2 separate regions of the Homo sapiens genome follow, and region 1 is linked to region 2. Evidence: read pairs that join two places in POLR2A ChIA-PET (ENCODE). Cell type or tissue: Caco-2. All regions are shown on one strand.

What was found. ChIA-PET counts read pairs that join two places held together with the same protein. Peaks named below come from ENCODE experiments on the same cell type or tissue, not always from the same donor. Only the 100,000 strongest peaks of a DNase experiment are listed, where the experiment ranks them.
Region 1: POLR2A ChIA-PET joins it to region 2 with 5 read pairs; 2 of 35 experiments call an interaction of 5 or more read pairs at or near these places.

The regions. Positions count from the first base shown.
Region 1 is chr6:42,135,478-42,139,477 of GRCh38, forward strand. All of the region lies in intron 1 of C6orf132 (chromosome 6 open reading frame 132), which reads right to left. Among named protein-coding and RNA genes, the nearest start is that of C6orf132, 5.1 kb to the right of the region's middle. RefSeq lists enhancers at 785-1,482, 1,178-1,417. In Caco-2, a CTCF peak has its summit at 1,156 (motif pointing right); DNase peaks (open chromatin) are centred at 1,504, 2,114 and 3,257.
Region 2 is chr6:42,460,931-42,464,930 of GRCh38, forward strand. No RefSeq gene overlaps it. Among named protein-coding and RNA genes, the nearest start is that of TRERF1, 11 kb to the left of the region's middle. In Caco-2, no CTCF peak of the experiment used is centred here; no DNase peak of the experiment used is centred here.

The sequences.
Region 1 (4,000 bases), 330 kb before region 2:
TTCTTTTCTCCCTTGCTCCCCGAGCGGAGGAGCCTCACTGAGTCTTCTGCATTTCTTTGCTCACAGAGTTCAGGGTTGGAAGGAATGTTCTTCCTCCCTCAGCCCCAAAGCTGCTCATGGATCTCCATGGAAGCTGAGGTCAGAAAGATTCTGGGACAGTTATTTAGTTCTTTCCCCACATTCTAGCTAGGTCCAAACTAGAGAGAAAATTAATTTGATTAATTAAATACTTAAATGTCTAACATCTATTAAGCCTGTGTTATGAGCAAGGCACTATTCTAAGCCCTCACCACCCCATGGGGGAAGTACCCTTATTATTCCCAATTTGCAGTTGAGGAAACTGAGGCTCAGAGAGGTTAAGTCCCTTGCCCAAGTTCCCACAGCTGGTGAGTCAAAGGGGCCGGGATTCCAGGCCAGGCAACATGACTCTAGACTCTGATTCCCTCATGTCATAGCCAGCATGGCAGGGAAGGAATGTAGGGATTCAGCGTCTCTCCCCTCCATCTCTTGTTTTTCCTGAATGAGACTTGAAAGTTGGTAAGGCCTAATGGGTGCAGCACACCAGCATGGCACATGTATACATATGTAACTAACCTGCACATTGTGCACATGTACCCTAAAACTTAAAGTATAATAATAATAAAAATAATAAAAAAAAAATAAAAACTTACCTGTAAGCCATCCAAAAAAAAAAAAAAGAAAGTTGGTAAGGCCTGGAGGGGAGGAAATGGGCCTAGGAATCATATCTGGATTCACATCCATATAATACCTGAGGACACTGAACACTTTGTCGGGCTGTTTCCCCACCTGTAAAATGAGGATGATACTTTTCCGGAAGCCTCCCAAAATCAGGAGAGGGAAGGAAGCTAGCCGGAGTGAGAGGAGGGCTGGGGCCCCAAATTGCCAGGAGCCCCTAAATGACTTCAGGAGCACCGGCTACAGATCTAATTGGATTCCTGGGGCTTAGGAGGATTCGGGCCTTAGCTTGGGGAGTTTTTGCCTTGACTAAGAGTAACCCAGAATCCCAAAACAGACCTCTTTCTACTTCTCCCTCACCGTAGATATAGAATGGGGGTGCTGGACAGTGAAGTATGAAGTGTGGCATCCAATCATCGGCCACTAGGGGACCCCCTGCCTTTCAGGGAAGCAGCGGGGGCGGCCCCATGTGAATGTAACTCACAGATGGCTTTAATGAGGCCTTTCCTTGCTAATTAGCAAGTCCACAGGACAGGAGCCTAAAAAGGCCAGTCTTTCCCAGCAAGTCCCAGCAGGCCTGACCTGAGGACCAGAGAGAGGCCTTTGTCCAAGGGCAGAGGGGATGCTGAAGATTCGACTGGAGTGGAGGGGAGGAGGGGCAGGGAGCCACAAAGTAGAGGAGGACGGAACAGAAACGGAACAGAATGGCGCCGCCCCCCCAGCCCTGCAGGTGGGACTAAGGGGGAGGAGCAGAGTGAACAGGGCCCTCGGCTTCCAAGCTAGGACTCGCCACTCAGTGTGCAGACCCCAGAACTTGTGAGAAATGCTGACTCTCCCTTCATCCCGAAACTACCGAAACAAATCTAATCTTAACAAGATTCCAGATGACTGGGTGCACTTTGATGTTTGAGCTACCCCGGACTGGAATGGCTGAGTCATTTCACCTATCTGAGCCTTGCTTCTGAGTCTGTTTCCTCAATTGAGAAGACATTCAAAGCTTTTAGTCCAGAGCCTGGTGACAATAATTACATTACTGTCATTACTCTATTGGCTAGGAGAGAAGGGGCACCTTGTAGCTGGTCTGTAGGGGTCAAGGGCAGGCCTGGCTTTCTGGAGTTGAACTAGAGTGACAAGAGAAGCTTATACAATGGGGCGGCGGAGGGTGTATATGTGTGCACTGGACTGCCGGCAAACCACAGCACACCTCCAGGGAACAGGAGTAAACAAAAGTTGGTAGGCTGGTGCCAGCCTGGCCCTGGTTGGAAATATATGCTCAGCTCCTGACTCCCGGGGTAGGAGGTGGGAGTTTCCCACTCTTTAGCCGGGCCTGAAACAAAGGGTCAGGAGACCCAGGGAACAGGAACACCAGAACCTGCAGCCACACCAGAGGGCACGAGGGTCCTCCTGATAAGGAGCTGGTGACATTCTTTCCATATTTATGTAGAACCTACCATGTGCCCTGCAGGGAGTCCTAAAGGGAAAGAGAATAGCCTTGCTCCATGTGGGGAAGGAAATACCAGGATTCTCATATCTTCCCGCACAAAACAATTCCCCTGGAGCTGGTTAAAAACCCAGAGCCCAAAGGCTGGGCGCGGTGGCTCACGCCTGTAAATCCCAGCACTTTGGGAGGCCGAGGCAGGGGCGGGGGCGGGGCGGGGCGGGGCGGGGCGGGGGAGGTGGATCACGAGGTCAGGAGATCGAGACCATCCTGGCCAACATGGTGAAACCCCGTCTCTACTAAAAATACAAAAATAGCCATGTGTGGTGGCGCAGGCCGGGGAGGCTGAGGCAGCAGAATCGCTTGAACCCGGGAGGTAGAAGGTTGCAGTGAGCCGAGATCGTGCCACTGCACTCCAGCCTGGCAACGGATCGAGACTCCGTCTCAAAAAACCCCCAGAGCCCAGACCCTAGCCCAGAGATTCTGACTTCCTGTGCCTGAGGTGGGACCCTAGGAATTTGAAATTAATTAAATTAATTTTTTTGGGTGGGGGAGGACAGGATCTTGCTCTGTCACCCAGGCTGGAGTGCAGTGGTGCCATCATAGCTGACTGCAGCCTCTATCTCCCAGGCTCAAGCAATCCTCCTGCCTTGGCTTCCCAAAGTGCTGGGGTTGTTTTTGTTTTTGTTTTTTGTTTTGAAACAGGGTCTCGCTCTGCCACCAAGGCTGGAGTGCAGTGGCGCAATCTTGGCTTTCTGCAACCTCTGCCTCCTGAACTCGAGCAGTCCTCCCGCCTCAGCCTCCTGAGTAGCTGCAGCTACAGGTGCATGCCACCAAGCCTGGCAAATTTTTGTATTTTTAGTAGAGACAACAGGATCTTGCCATGTTGCCCAGGCTGCCCTCAAACTCCCATGATCCACCTGCCTCAGTCTCCCAAAGCACTGGGATTACAGGCGTGAGCCACCGCCCAGCCCAGAATCTGCATTTCAAATAAATGTCTGAGGTAGCTGTGAGCTGTCCCATTTAGAGGAACGGGGTAGGAAAGAGAGTCCTCTAGCAAACAAGGGTGTCCCATTGCTGGTGGCGGGTGCAGCGGTGGTAGATAAAGAATCTTGGCTCAGTTAATCCAAGATGCAAGGGAGGAGTCCTGAGTGACTGGCAGCTTTGTCTCCAGTAACAGCCCAGTCCTTTATCTTGGGATTTGCGAAGATCCACATCTCTGCTTTCTCATGCATTTAAACACACACACACACACACACACACACACACACTCGTGTGGCCTTGCTTGGGCTGGGAGAGGGCAGAAGACTTTGTTAGGATTGCAAATGCATTCAGTGAAGCCCTCCTAATTGCTGGAATACATATTAGAGAAATTCTGTAAAGAAAATTTTTTTGCTCATCACCACTCTCACATGACTGTTTGCATTTACCCGCTGTACCCAGCCTACCCTTGTGCAAACAGATTTTTACATGGCTGCAACCACAGAGCAAACAGTTGATTACTCCTTAATTCCCTTACACATCCCTACATTGATTTTCCTCCCTTCCATTCCACCGCCTGTTCTCTAAGGGCTGGATATCGCCAGCATCTCACCCCAGGCTTGAGGGGAATGTCACAGACTCAGGGGCCCTATGGAACTCTAATCCCACTCTCTCTGAGACTTTGAAATAGTCTTTTCATGGCTCAGTTTCCTCTATTCTACAGCAGTGTTAGGAAGAGGAGCTGAAGCAGGCAAGGGCAGGAAGTGCTCCATGCTGGGAACGATCCAATAATAAATCATGCCTTAGAGGAGGGGCCAGTAAACTTTTTCTGTACAGGGCCAGATAGTAAATATGTTAGCCTTTGCAGGCCATAAGGTCTCTTTT
Region 2 (4,000 bases):
TTTGGTTCAATTATATATTTATTGATACCTTTTACATAGGAGGAGCATTGAAAAGGTGGTGTAATGGGAATACATTATGCTAACTTGTAACCATTCTGACTACTGAATTCCTCAGCACATTATTAGACTATCCAGTTCACTTTCAAAAAAACAGCGTGGCTCTGATTCATTTGGATTCCACTCATAGTTCCTAGCTCAGAAATGGGCAGAGCTAGATTCACTCTTTATGATTTCCCTGAAAAATAAAGATTTTTCTACAAACATAAACAAGATTCCAGAGACACAACCTTCTTTTTCAAATTGAGGTAAAATATACAGAACACAAACTTAGCCATTTTAAAGTGTATGATTAAGTGGCATTTTGTACATTCACAATCTTGTGTAGCCATCACCTCTATCTAGTTCCAAAATATTTGTATCATCCTGAAGGGAAACTTTACACATAAAGCAGTTAATCCTCATTTCTTCTCCTCAGCCCCTGGAAACCACTAATCTGCCTCTGTCTCTGGATTTACCTATTCAGGATAGATAGATTAGATAGATAGATAGATAGATAGATAGATAGATAGATAGATAGATAGATAGATAGATATAGTAGTAGTTGTTGTTGCCCAGGCTGGAGTGCAATGGCATGATCTCGGCTCACTGCAACCTCTGCCTTCCAGGTTCAAGTGATTCTCCTGCCTCAGCCTCCCAAGTAGCTGGGGTTACAGGCCCCCACCACTACCATGGCCGGCTAATTTTTGTATTTTTAGTAGAGACAGGGTTTCACCATGTTAGCCAGGCTGGTCTCGAACTCCAGACTCGGTCTCAAAAAAAAAAAAAGTCACAGAAAACTTTCTGGAAGAGCTAACCACTTGCATTAAACTGAAGTGAATAAAATACCTAGCTTATAAGTTTCCCATAATATTAAACAGAGTAAAATTTAAAATCTCAATTACTTGTATACCCCGTGTACACTGACATAAATTATCTATAAAGTACTATTTTTTATAAAGGCACTGGAAACAAAGTCATTGGTCATTGGTTTTCTATCATGATGTTTAATATCACGATGTTTAATATCACGATGTAAAATCCTTGCTTTAAGGATTGTAAGAATTAAACTAGCTGGTGCGGTGGCTCACACCTGTAATCCCAGCACTTTGGGAGGCTGAGGCGGCAGATCACAAGGTCAGGAGATCGAGACCATCCTGGCTAACACGGTGAAACCCTGTCTCTACTAAAAATACAAAAAAATTAGCAGGGCTTGGTGGCAGGTGCCTGTAGTCCCAGCTACTTGGGAGGCTGAGGCAGGAGAATGGTGTGAACCTGGGAAGCAGAGGTTGCAGTGAGCCGAGATTGCACCACTGCACTCCAGCCCGGGCTACAGAGCGAGACTCCATCTCAAAAAAAAAAAAAAAAACTAGGCCCGGCGCAGCGGATCACTTGAGGTCAGGAGTTCAAGACCAGCCTGGCCAACATGGTGAAACCCCGTCTCTACTAAAAAAATACAAAAATTACTTGGGCATGGTGGTGGGCGGCTGTAATCCCAGCTACCTGGAGGTTGAGGCAGGAGAATCTCTTGAACCCAGGAGGCGGAGGTTTTGCAGTGAGCCGAGATTGTGCCACTGCACTCCAGCCTGGGCGACAGAGTGAGAGTCTGCCTCAAAAAAAAAAAAAAAAAAAAAAAGAAGGAAAGACAGAGAGAGAGAGAGAAAGCGAGAAAGAATGAAAGAAAGGGAGAAAGAAAGAGAGAGAGGAGAGAAAGAGAAAAGAAAAGAAAGAAAAAAGAAAAGAAAAGTATTAAACTAACAAGATGTTTTCCTGATTTTTAATTTGGTTGTTTTCCTGCTATTGAGCTTTGAGGAGTTTTTCTAGGTACAACTCCTTTGCACATGCAATTTGCAAATATTTTCCCTTAGTCTACAGTTTCATTCTCTTAACGGTGTATTTCACAAAGCCAAAGCTTTTAATTTTAATAAAATCCAATTTGTTACTTTCCCATTTTATGGGTTGTACTTTTTTTTTTTTTTTTTTTTGAGACGGAGTCTCCCTCTGTTGCCCAGGCTGGAGTGCAGTGGCGCGATTTCAGCTCACTGCAACCTCTGCCTTCCGGGTTCACGCCATTCTCCTGCCTCAGCCTCCCGAGTAGCTGGGACTACAGGCGCCTGCCACCACGCTCGGCTAATTTTTAGTATTTTTAGTAGTGTCAGGGTTTCACCGTGTTAGCCAGGATGGTCTCGATCTCCTGACCTCATGATGCACCTGCCTCGGCCTCCCAAAGTGCTGGGATTACAGGCATGAGCCACCGCGCCCGGCCAGGTTGTACTTTTGATGTTAGGTCTAAGAACACTCCCTAATCCCAAATCATGTACATTTCTACTGTTTTCTTCTAAAAGTTGTATAGTTTTACATTTTATTTTTACATCTATGATGCATTTTTGAGTTAATTTTTATATAAGGTGTGAGATTGAGATGAAACTTTTTTGTTTTTAATTTTGTTGTTATTGTTGTTGTTGTTATGTGTTCGTTTGTTTGTTTTTGAGACAGGGTCTTATTCTGTCACCCAGGCTAGAGTGCACTGGCACAATCTCGGCTCACTCCAGCCTTGACCTCCCAGGTTCAAGTGATCCTCCCACCTCAGCCTCCCAAGTAGCTGGGGCTACAGGCATGCACTACCACTCCTGGCTCATTTTTTTTTTTTTTTTTTTTTTTTTTTTTTTTTTTTGTAGAGATGAGCTCTCTCTATGTTGCCTAGGCTGGTCTCGAACTCATGGCTTGAGCAATCCTCCCACCTCAGCCTCCCTAAGTGCTGGGATTACAAGTGCAAGTCACTGTTCCCAGCCTGTTTTTATTTTTTTTGTGGAATATTTTTGTATACAGATGTCAGTTGTTCCAACACCACATGTTAAAAAGATTATCACTTTTCCATTTAATTGCGTTTGTACCTTTTTCAGCAATCCACATTTGTGACTTTATTTCTGGACATTTTATCCTTATTAATTGGCCTGTGCATCTATCCTCTGCCAATAGCACACTATCCAGATTACTGTTACTTTACAGCAAGTCTTAAAATCGGGTAGACCTGTTCTTCCTGCTTTATTCTTCTTTTTAAAAATGGTTTTGGCTCTTCTGATCCCTTTGCCTTTCCAAATAAATTTTAGAATCAGCTTGTGTATACTTACAAAAGTCCTATTGGAATTTTTATTGGAATTGCATTACATCTATAGATTAATGTGAGAAGAATTTGACATTTTAACTAAATTAAATCTTCCAACCCACATTATGTCTCTCCATTTATTATGTCTTCTTTGGTTTCTTTCATCAGTGTTCATACTTGTCAGCATATAGATATCCTGCACAAGTTTTGGTATATTTATACCTAAGTATTTCTCATTTTAAAATTTTAATTAGTATTTTTTAAAATATTGGTTTCCAAATTTTAAAATAAAATATATAGAAGCATGATACATTTTTTTGAGTTGACTTTATACACTGGGACTATAATAAATTCATTAATTAGGGTAGGAGTTTCTTTGGATATTCCTTGGGATTTTCTACATAGAAAATCATCACTTGCAAATAGGAACAGTATTTTTCTTTCTAATCTGTATGCCTTTTACTTTTTTTCTCTGCCTTACTGTACTGGCTAGGACTTCCAGTACCATATTGAATAGGAGAGATGAAAGTGGACATCCCTGCCTTGCTTTCTATCCTAGGGGAAAGTATTCAGTCTTTTACCATTAAGTATGATGTTCACTTTGGTATTTTGTAAATTATCAAATAAAGGAAATTCTCTTTTATTTCTAGATTGCCGAGGGTTTTTACCATTAAGGAATGCTGGGCTTTTTGAAATGCTTTCTTTTTGCTTTGTTTGATATGCTGTTGTCATTTTTACTCTCTGGTTTTTTAATTTGGTGGATTATAATAATTGATTTTTGAACATGGAACCAGCCTTGCATTCCTAGGATCTAGGATAAACCCCATGTGGTCATGAAATTTTTTTTTTTTTTTTTTG